2 separate regions of the Homo sapiens genome follow, and region 2 is linked to region 1. A link is an interaction called in ENCODE POLR2A ChIA-PET data of the cell type or tissue named here. Cell type or tissue: Panc1. All regions are shown on one strand. Links, peaks and the distances in the headings refer to the core of each region. The heading gives the core; the rest is flanking DNA.

Region 1 (5,399 bases), core at 240-5,239:
GGAAAGAGAGAAAACGGGGTGATTTTATGGTGGAGAAACCCGACAAATACTATCTCACTCAGGTGATCAAATTTAATATCCACAGTCCAAAGTCATGTTGATAGGATATATGCACTCTTGGTATAATGTGAAGATAATGGCACTTTACTTCTGGTCTTCTTCCCCAAATCCCATAACCCCAGGCTAACTGTGAGACCAAGTCAGCAAATTCTAATTGAGACACGTTCTACAAAACACCTGACCACTACTCCTGAAACAGTCAAGGTCTTCAGAAATAAAGAAGGTTTAAAAAAATTATTACAGTCAAGATACACGGCAACTAAATGTGATGTGGTATACCGTATGGGATACAGAAACTGAAAAAGGACATTAGGTAAAATCCAAGGAAACCTGAATCAAGTACGGATGTTAGTTAATAATGATATTCAATTGTGGTTCATTAAGTATGATAAATGTATTACAACAATGAAAGATACTAACCACAAGGATAACTTCCCAATCCATAATAAATGCCCAATAATTATGGTATATGAAAACTATCTTTACTATGTTCATAGCTTTTCTTTAAATCTCTACGTGGTGAATTTTTCCAGAAAGTTTTTCTTGTCTATTAGTTCATTTACTCCGCACAAGAATTCTATAGTGTAGACATTTTTCATTTACCTTTGGGTAGAAAACTAAACTTATAATTTTTTTGCATCTTGCTTAACATCACTCAAATATTGTATGGTAGAAATAGGAATTGAATTTATGATGGCAAATTCTTTTCTGCAGCAACCCAAACCATGAAATACCACTAGCACTGAGACACTTGATATTAGGCAATATCTTTGCATAATTAAATCAAGTTTCTAAGTGATATGTACAGCATTATACATTGTAATGAGCCTTAAACTATGTGTTGATGGGTATCTAAAGATGAAAATGCGGTCAAGTATTTGGGTTCTGGGAGCAAATTGCCTAGACTCAAATCCCACGGTAACATTTTGTAGCTGGATGACCTGGCCAAATTTGTCTGTGGCTTGTTTATTCTGTTCTATACAACAAGAACAATGCTATGGCAATATTTAAAAGGTTTGTTGAGAGAATTAAAATTAGTATATGTAAAGTGTTCACAACAATTCCAAGCCACAAAAAGTGTCCAAAAATTTTTATCTATTACTTCTAAAAATGTCTTAATTAAAACACCAAAGACAACCATCACATTAATTTGGGCACATTTAAGATTATCAACTGGGAATTGTTGTTAAAAGGCAATATAGATGTCATGACAAATAAATAAGGTGACTAAAAAACACAATTACAAAACGAAAGAGTCCGAAATGTAGTGTGGTGCTATAAGCCAGATTTTGCCTCATAAACAAACACAGCTTTTTGTATGTCATGGGGAGCAACAAAGAATCATTTGATTCATTGTTGAAGTCAACATCCTTATTGAAGTTTCAGAATGATTCTGTAGAGTAAGATTGTGATTGCAATCCTCATCCTCTCAAAATAATTTAATGTGCTTTGATATTGCCTTACATTAAAATTTATTATCTGTTATTTTCAATACATGAAATTTTAGAAAATTTTAAGACTCTCAGAGATAGTTTGCATATACTTAATTAAATTCTACTGGTATGTTCACAGTTTGTTACAGCTACTCAATGTGCAATTAAGTAGACATTTTGGGCAAAAAACTGTTATGCATTTCGTGGATTAACCTTTCACACCCTGTCCAACAAGAGGAGCCAAGCCTCCTGACTCCAACAGCGTTTGCAGACCTACCATGGAGTGCATATTCATGTTCTGGTGCTTTTATTTCTGTGAAATAGACTCCCAAAGTGGGATTTATGAAGCAAAGGTAATATGAATTTATAATTTGGTAACAGCGTGCCAGGGTACTTTAGAAAACATGATAGTTATTCTCACTTTCACTACAATATGCAAGCGACATCATTTTTTCTTTTTAATGATATTTTTCTATTTCCTCTGCTCCCAATCCACAACCCAAATATCAGCTAAAAATGATAATTTACTTCTATTTGAATCTGCACGCTATGGGTTACTGATAAGGTTAGTACGTTTTCTTAGTTTATGGACCATTAGAATTGTCTGATTTCTGATTGCCAATTAATATTCTGTACTTCCTTTTTCCTTATTTTATTAAATTTTCCTTCCTTCTTTTCTTTCTTCCTTCTTTCCATCTTTCCTTTTTTTCCTCCTTCTTTCTGCCTTATTCTTATCTGCATGATAAAGTTTCCATATATACTGTAAATTGTAAACCCTTTGTCTACCAATTTTTCTTTCAATATTTTCACAGTCTGAATTTAACATTCAATTTTAAACATGTATCTAAATATATATTTAACATTTATATCCATAAATTTATTCATATTGTTCTTACAAATTATGGGATAATTATGAATTATTCCTTTCATGCTTAAAAATATTCTCTGCAGTTGGAAGTGTTTTATTTTTATCATGTTATACCTAGAATTAACTTTGATAAATGCTCTGAAATTAGAATTTATTTACTCTTGGCAGCCAAATTTATCTGCAATATTTACTAGATGCAATATTATTTAATCACTTATAAATAATGACATCTTATATGAAATTATATAATAATCAGGTAAGTTTCTGTATTTTATCTTGTTTTTTCAGCGAAATTCAGTGACTTAAAATATAATTAATATCTACTAGATAAAAGCTTCCTTATTGTAATATATTTATACATTTATTTGGGTAAGACTATAATTCTGATAGTAAGTGTCTTAGGTTCTCTGCGCCTCCACGGGTATAAAAATCTCCCTCATAGGGATATTTTGAGGATTAAATGAAATAATACATAACAGTGTTTGAAACACTATCAAGCAAAAGGTAAATACCAATGAAATAATATGTAATTGAATATTTGGCTTACCTTCTTTATGTGTGATTATTGGTGAATTTCGTATTGATTTTTACCACTCCATGCTTAAACTCTTGTGTATTTAGGAAAGAAGACTACATTTTATTTCTATATTTAATCAAAATTTCTGCTTTTATTCATTTTATAATGTTTATTTTTTTCCAAAGTACATATTTTAAACCATATTTCACTTGAGTACTGATTTCATCACCTTGTAGAGTTTTTCCACATAATTTAGACACGTTTTCTTTATGTCCAAAAATATGGCTAACATTTTATTTTGCAATCCTCCCCGAAGTTTTAGTTAAATTCTAAACACTTTCTTGCAAGGTACAGTAGTTTTACTGTCAATGCAAAACACTACACGCATCTCTTCCAATAACAGCTAGCAGAAGAAACATACACACGCGCAATGCTTCCATTTCCAAATATCTCTATCAAGGGCTATTTGCGATTAGCAAAATGTTACATGTCACAGAGTAGATGGGGAACAGAGAGTGTTCTAAATCTTCCTCCTCTAATGCTTAGAGCACTGTTCTGTTTTATATATGAAGCTTTCCTTTACTGAATTTGAGACACAAAATGTAATGCTGCGTTGTTGGGAATACTACTCATATAGAGTGAGGAAAACTAATTAAACTAGTAGAACACTTAGCTATTAAGGGTTTGATATGTGTTCAGAGATACTGTGAAACACAGCTTATGGGAATATTGATACAATTTTATCTTCTTCCTTTTAGGTTAAGAGAGGCTGATTTTATAAGTTTTGTGTGTGTGTGTGTGTGTGTGTGTGTGTGTGTGTCAGTGTGTCTGTGTGTCATTGTGACTGTGGTTATTTTACAGAAGAGAGCATTTCACACATTCATTGTGTTAATTGCAGGGATATAAAAAGGTGACAGTGTTAAAGTCTGCAACAATTAAGTTGACTGGATAAGCTCCAAGTGAAGAGGAATAAGAATAAAATAGCAATTTTAAACAATTGAGAAAGTCACTGTAATTGTGAACTTGCCAATGAAAAGAAACACATGTCTCTGTGAATGGATTTAAAGAGCATGTTTTGTCTTCATCGCAATTAAAGTATATTAATTATATGTAACATCTGTGAATGTCTCAGGACTAAGGCGTTTCTCAGAAATGTTGCTCTAAAATGTCAGGTAATGGATAGAAAAAGCTGCGGAGCATTAGTTTGTGTCATTTCATTTTTAAAAAACTATATATCAAATAATTAAAGGATCCATGAGCCAAAAAAAGAAAAATCTCCTGGGAAGAACTGTCTCAAAATTACCCCCTTAATTATCAATATTTGGGAGATACAATGGAGAGACTTGGAGAAAAGTCTCATTCTAGATTTTTGCCTGGCAAGTCTCATACTCTTTGTGCAGAGGAGAATGTGAAGGAGCTTCTGTCGCAGCATGGAATTTGTCAGGGCAACTCTATTACTCTGGCCTAGATTTTTATTATCTTCATTCCTTGGTGGGCTCCAGATTGAACATAAATCATGAAAGGGGCTCAATGAGTTGGTGAGAGATCAGATTTTTTCAGCAGTATTTATTGCCATTCCAGTACTGTGGAAATTGTATGTGTGTAACAGCAGATTGAATAGTTCTGCAGGGGTTAGAAGACACTGGTAAGCGATATATAATAAATTTCATGGGCACTTCCTGCTATTGATCTGAGACTCAGCTTTGAGGCTCATTTAATTTCTTTCATAACATTTTTGCCTTAGTGAACTTGATAATTCTTTTCAGGAAAATGCAAAGTAAATAAAAATTATGTTGTCACAGAAATCATAACTTTCAGAATTTTAGATAGGTGAATGCTTCGGGATTTTATAGGTCATTTTTGGACTGTCAGTAAGGCATTTATGCCTCAATTCAAAGCATTTCAGAACTTTATTTTACTTAGAAATGTTGTTTATCTTTTGCCATTATCTGTTGTACTGTTTGGGTTCCTACTGAATATCACATATTGTAATTAATATGATGTATCTTTGACAGGGCCATCTTGTGATACATGCACTGTCACAGGAAAAGTTTCCAGGAAAAGTCAAGCCAGGGCTTCACAGAAGATCAAAAGAAAGAGACAAGGAGAAGCTAAGTGTATTAGTCAGGATTCTCTAAGGGACAGAACTAATAGAATATATATACACACACAAACACACACACACACACATATATATACATATAAATAAAAGGGAGTTTATTAAGGAGTATTAACTCACACAATCACAAGGTCCCACAACAGGCCGGGCCATCTGTAAGCTGAGGAACAAGGAAGCCAGTCTGAATCCCAAAGATGACAAACTTGGAGTTCAATGTTCAAGGGCAGGAAGCATCCAGCACAGGAGATAGATGTAGGCTGGGAGGCTAAGCCAGTCAAGACTTTTCACGTTTTTCTGCCTGTTTCATATCCTAGCTGCAATGGCAGCTGATTAGATGGTGCCCACCCAGATTAAGGGTGGGTCTGCCTTTCCCAGCACACTGACTCAAATGTTTATCTCCTT
Region 2 (5,399 bases), core at 56-5,055, 110 kb before region 1:
TAAAATATTTGCATTTTTAATAGGCCCCTAATAATCAGTTTATGAATGAAGGGACTGAAAAAATCAGACAATTAATTATTAAAGTTTAGCAATCAAAAGAGAAATATGAGACCAGAATCCCAGATTTCAGATTATTCATAAAAGTGGTTATCAATTACTGGGAAATAGACTAGGGTGTCCAGAGTTCACGCAACTTTAGAGAACACAGACATGTTGGAGAAAAATGGAATAAGAGAATCTTGGGAAAAAATAGAAAACTGCAGTAGGAAGTCAAAGAGCCAAGTGCAAAACCAAAGAGTAGTATTTTGGAAATTAGTAGAGGTGAGCCAATTCATTCCAAGTGCCACAGGCAGGTTGGGCAAGATATTGAAAGGATGTCAGGTGTGACCATCACCCTAGCTATTTTAATGTGGTGGTGAAAGTAGTAACTACATAGCAGGAGACAAGTCATTTATGAGAAGTGAGGAATTAGGGAAAACCATACAAAATATTAATTGTAGAAACCATTTCAAAAGTGAAAGTGAAAACTTGGTAGTTAGAGCAGTTGAATTTCTAGTTAGAAAGATTAAAGAGCATGCCATGGAAAATACGGAGGTAATAGATAGTGGGGGCCTGTATTCCTAGCACTTTGGGAGGCCAAGGCAGGAGGATTCCTTGAGGTTGGGAGTTTGAGACCAGCCTGGGCAACACAGTGAAACCTCATCTCAAAAATAAATAAATAAATATATATTTTATATATATATATAAATATTATATATAATAAATATATATATTAGGAAAAAAGAAATATTTGAGGGAACAAAAATTGATGTTTGTATTTACAAAAAACTGAGATGATAGTACAGAGAGTTTCCATATACCTGAAAGCCAGTCGCCCCTATTATTATTGCTCTATATTAGTATCGTACATTTGTCAGAATTAAGGAACCAACCAATATTGATATGCTATTATAGAAAAAAGCCCATACTTTATTCAGATTATTTTTTAGTTTTTACTAGATATCTTTTGTTTTTGTTGTTGTTGTATTCTATCTAGTATACCACATTGCTTTTGGTCATTTTGTCTTAAGCTTATTTCATTCTTGACAATTTTCACACTGCCCTTGCCTTTGATGACCATGACAGTTCTCAGGAGTTACAGATGAGGTATTTTGCGGAATACCACTACAGTGAGATTTGTCTTATGTGTTTGTCATGATTAGACTAGGATTATGGGTTCGTGAAAAAAAGACCAATAAGGAATAGTGACATTTTAGTCTAATTATATCAAGAATACGTGCTATGAACATGGCTGTGGATGATTGCTGTTCACCTTGATCATCCCCCTGAGCGAATACTTGTCACATTTCTCCACTCTAACATTATTCATAGCCCTCTTTCCACAACTGCGCTCTTTGGAAAGAGTAAATAGACACCACTCACACTTGGAAAGAGGGGAGTTACACTCCAGCTTCTTGTGAGTGACATAGCTACACATATTATCTGGAATTCTGCATGAGGTATTTGTCTCTTGTTCCATATTTATTTATTTTTCAGTCATTTATATATCAGCAATAAGTCACTGATGTTTATATTAGTACTTTGAGTTACAATACGGTATTTTGTTGCTTAAATTTTTCCAGCTTAGTCTATTGGTGGGAGTAGGCTCCTGTGGTCTCTGGCGGGCTCCATAGTTTTTTTTTTTTTTTTTTTTGGTAAAAAAAAAATGCCACTTTTTTGCTTTCTGAGATGACACAGATCTCAGCTTGTTGTGTATATTGTCTTCTCCAGTCATAGAATCAGCCATTTCTCCAAGGAGCCCTAGTTCCTTTTATTGAAGATATTAATAGTATTAAAAACCAAGATTGAGGCTCTAGCTATGCTTATTGGTACTGGGTGCCATTGTTTGTGGACCCTCTCAGTTGACAGAGCAAGGAAATATATGTTTGTGTACCAACTGGTATACACATGCATCGACAAACATTCTCCGTGTAACCACATGTATCTGTACTATGCACAATACAAGCTCGTACTAATGTCTTCAATTTTTTTTTTTTTTTTTTTTTTTTTTTTTTTTTGAGACGGAGTGTCGCTGTCGCCCAGGCTGGGGTGCAGTGGCGCGATCTCGGCTCACTGCAGGCTCCGCCCCCCCTGGTTTCACGCCATTCTCCTGCCTCAGCCTCCCGTGTAGCTGGGATTACAGGCGCCCGCCACCTCGCCCGGCTAATTTTTTGTATTTTTAGTAGACACGGGGTTTCACCGTGTTAGCCAGGATGGTCTCGATCTCCTGACCTCATGATCCGCCCACCTCGGCCTCCCAAAGTGCTGGGATTACAGGCGTGAGCCACCGCGCCCGGCCTTCAATTTTAATTCATTACTGTACCAATCATTCTAGCTTCTTCCCTTCCTGGTCTTTAACGTCCCACTTGAAGAGGAGGAATCTAGGCTTCCACCATCTGTCATCTATTTACTTAATTATTCAATTCCAAGATGCACAAAGTGGTTGGGGGTTTAGTTTCCTGTACATCTGTAGGAATCCACTTTACTCACTAGAGCACAGCGCTTATGAGCATCCCCTTTTGCCTTTTGACACAGATCATGAACATTTGAGAATAAGTCTGTGTGTTGTATATATGTGTTTACCACTTTTGGGTAAATACCTAAAAGTGGAATTTCTGGTTCATATGACACATGCATATTTAGCTTTATCGAAAGTAGTCGGATATTTCCCAAAGTGTGTTAGGGTTTTGCATTTTCATCTACAATGTACGAATGTTCCAACTGAATCGCATCCTCACCAGCACCTGGTAGTACTGCTGGTCCTTTTGACTGCAGGCATTCTACCAGGTGTGTAGTGGCATTCCAGTGTGGTTTTAATACGGATTTCCATAATGACAAATCATGGTGATTGATAATCGTAATATGTGCATCATTGCTATTTGTAGATTTTATTTGGAAGAGCGACTATACAAATGTTTTCCGTTTTTTAATTCTCCAATTTTATTCATTTTTTCACCTATTCAAGAAAACTGGCAAATTCAAGATCACAAAGATGTTCTCACGTAGTTTCCTCTGGAAATTTTTTTGCTTTAGCTTTAGATCTATGACCAATTTTTTGTTAATTTTTGTGGATAGTGTGTGATGATGGTCAGGGTTCAATTTTTCTGAAAATGAACATCCAACTTTTCCAAGACATGTCTTGAGAAAACAACTGATTTCCCATTGAATTCGCTTTGGTCCCTTTGTTGAAAATCCACTGAACAGATATGTGTGGAGCTACTTTGGAATCTCCATTCTTGTATTTTGTTTGTAAGTTTATCCTTATACCAATTTCAAATAGTCTGCATTTCTTCAGGTTTAAAGTTAATTTTGAATTCAGCTAGGTTAAGACAGCCAATGTAAAACTCTCACCAAGTTATTTTGGCTTTTTTGGTCCTTTGATTCTCATAAGTGAATTTTTAAATTCACTTATCAATTTCTGTAAAAATATTTGCTGGAATATTTATTATGGTTGCACTAAATTTACAGACAAATGGAAAATTAATATTATATTAAATCTTTCACATCATGAAACAGGCACATTTCTATGTTTACTAGATCTTCCTTAATTCCTCTCAATAATGTTTTTGGTACTCAGCATAGGAGAATTATATAATTCAGCATACAGGAATTGTTTGCTGAATATATTACATATTATATAGTGATGATGTAAGACTTACATAAGAAACATAATTTTTGTAACCTGAATACTGAATACATGTATTGTACACAGAAATATCTTGAAACCTCCAAGTATTTTGAATTTGTCTCTCACAGTCTAGTTTTAAAAATAATTTTAACCTCACATATTTTGAGACTGTTATTAGATGCATACATATATACGATTGTATGACTTATTGGTGAATTTATATTTTTATCATTATGAAACATATCTTGTATCTCTGCACATGCTTCATATATGAATTCCATTTAACATAATTTTAATATGTCATTACAGTTTTTAAAAATTTGTTTTTATGATATATATGTTTTCCACTATTTTAAATTTAAACTATCTGAAAGTGATACATTTTTATATGTAAAATAGTTCCTTCTACAGAGCAGAGGGATGTTATATTGTTTTACAATCTGATAATTGCCACCTTTTATTTGGTATGTGTCAACAATTTAAATTTAATATAATTATAAAAACATTTGACTTAAAGATGTGTCTTTTTTGGTCTGACATTTGTCCCATATGATTCTATTTCTTTTCTCTTCTATTTATTTATGTCTGAATTTGGAAATTTTTTTATTATTCTGTTTTAATATCCACTGATCACTTAACTATGTATTTTACAATGTGCATGTCTAACACAGTCTGCATTCAAGTTATACCTCTTCATTTGTGCTTTTATTGTAGTATATTTTACTTCTATGTATGCGATAAACTTCCAAAACCATTACAATACTTTTTAATATAAATAGTTAAAATTATTTATTATAGTTAGATTGGGTAAAATTCTTTTTAAGTAATTAAAATTTAAGAATAAGTATTTATTTATCATTCAAATCACTTTTATTGCCTTATGTAATCCAAATTCCTAACTGTTATTATTTCTCCTTTATATGTAAAAACATATAGCTTAGTATTTCTTATAGTATGAATATGCTAGCAATGATTTATGTAATTTTTAAAATTTGATGAGTTTTTTAACTTTAAATTATGTTTTCTCTTGGAATAAATTTTAGATTGAACATTGTTTCTTTGTTGTTGTTTCCTTTCTTTTATACTTTAAAGATGACATTTTATCAACATTTGACCTTAATGAAAAAAATTGCACCTGAGTCTGCTGGATTCTTTGGATTGAGCAGTTCTTTGGAAAAAAATAAAGAAAACAGAGGAAATTCTTGTGCAATCAACAAAATCCAAGCTGTGGAAGACTCTACATGTCAAATACCTCAGGTTCTTTATAAAAGCAATTTTAAGAAAAAGATAAAAATGAAAGGGAACTTATTGGTTAAAAGAGACTTACAAGTTATTTTAAATTGAATAGGAATAAAAGTGGTACACAACTGAGTGATAAAATATATTTAAAATGTTAGGAAAGAATGCTATGATAGTCTGCATAATAGTTACTGATTAATTATGAATAGGTTACACAAAATGGATTCAAATACATAAGGACATTTTATATTACATGGCAGAGCTTTATTTCTTAACCTAGTGGTACAAATATTTCGTGTGTTCTCATTTTATTTTATAATGATAATAATAATGATGATAATGCTGATGACAAGATATCTTTAATAGGCTATTATTTTATGTTATTTTTAAATTGTGAATATACAAGAAAATTTTGGAAGATAAAGCCAAATAATGCCAATGAAAATTTTTTTAAAAAGAAGATAATTGTATTATTATATATTTCAACCAATAT

What was found. ChIA-PET counts read pairs that join two places held together with the same protein. Peaks named below come from ENCODE experiments on the same cell type or tissue, not always from the same donor. Only the 100,000 strongest peaks of a DNase experiment are listed, where the experiment ranks them.
Region 2: POLR2A ChIA-PET joins it to region 1 with 8 read pairs; 2 of 35 experiments call an interaction of 5 or more read pairs at or near these places.

What each region holds. Positions count from the first base shown.
Region 1 is chr18:71,522,751-71,528,149 of GRCh38, reverse strand. LINC01541 (long intergenic non-protein coding RNA 1541) reads left to right here. Exons shown (of 5, transcript NR_038326.1): 4 at 4,894-5,399. All of the region lies in intron 1 of LOC107985179 (a long non-coding RNA gene), which reads right to left. Among named protein-coding and RNA genes, the nearest start is that of LINC01541, 54 kb to the left of the region's middle. In Panc1, for the core only: no CTCF peak of the experiment used is centred there; no DNase peak of the experiment used is centred there.
Region 2 is chr18:71,633,804-71,639,202 of GRCh38, reverse strand. No RefSeq gene overlaps it. Among named protein-coding and RNA genes, the nearest start is that of LINC01541, 58 kb to the right of the region's middle. In Panc1, for the core only: no CTCF peak of the experiment used is centred there; a DNase peak (open chromatin) is centred at 2,678.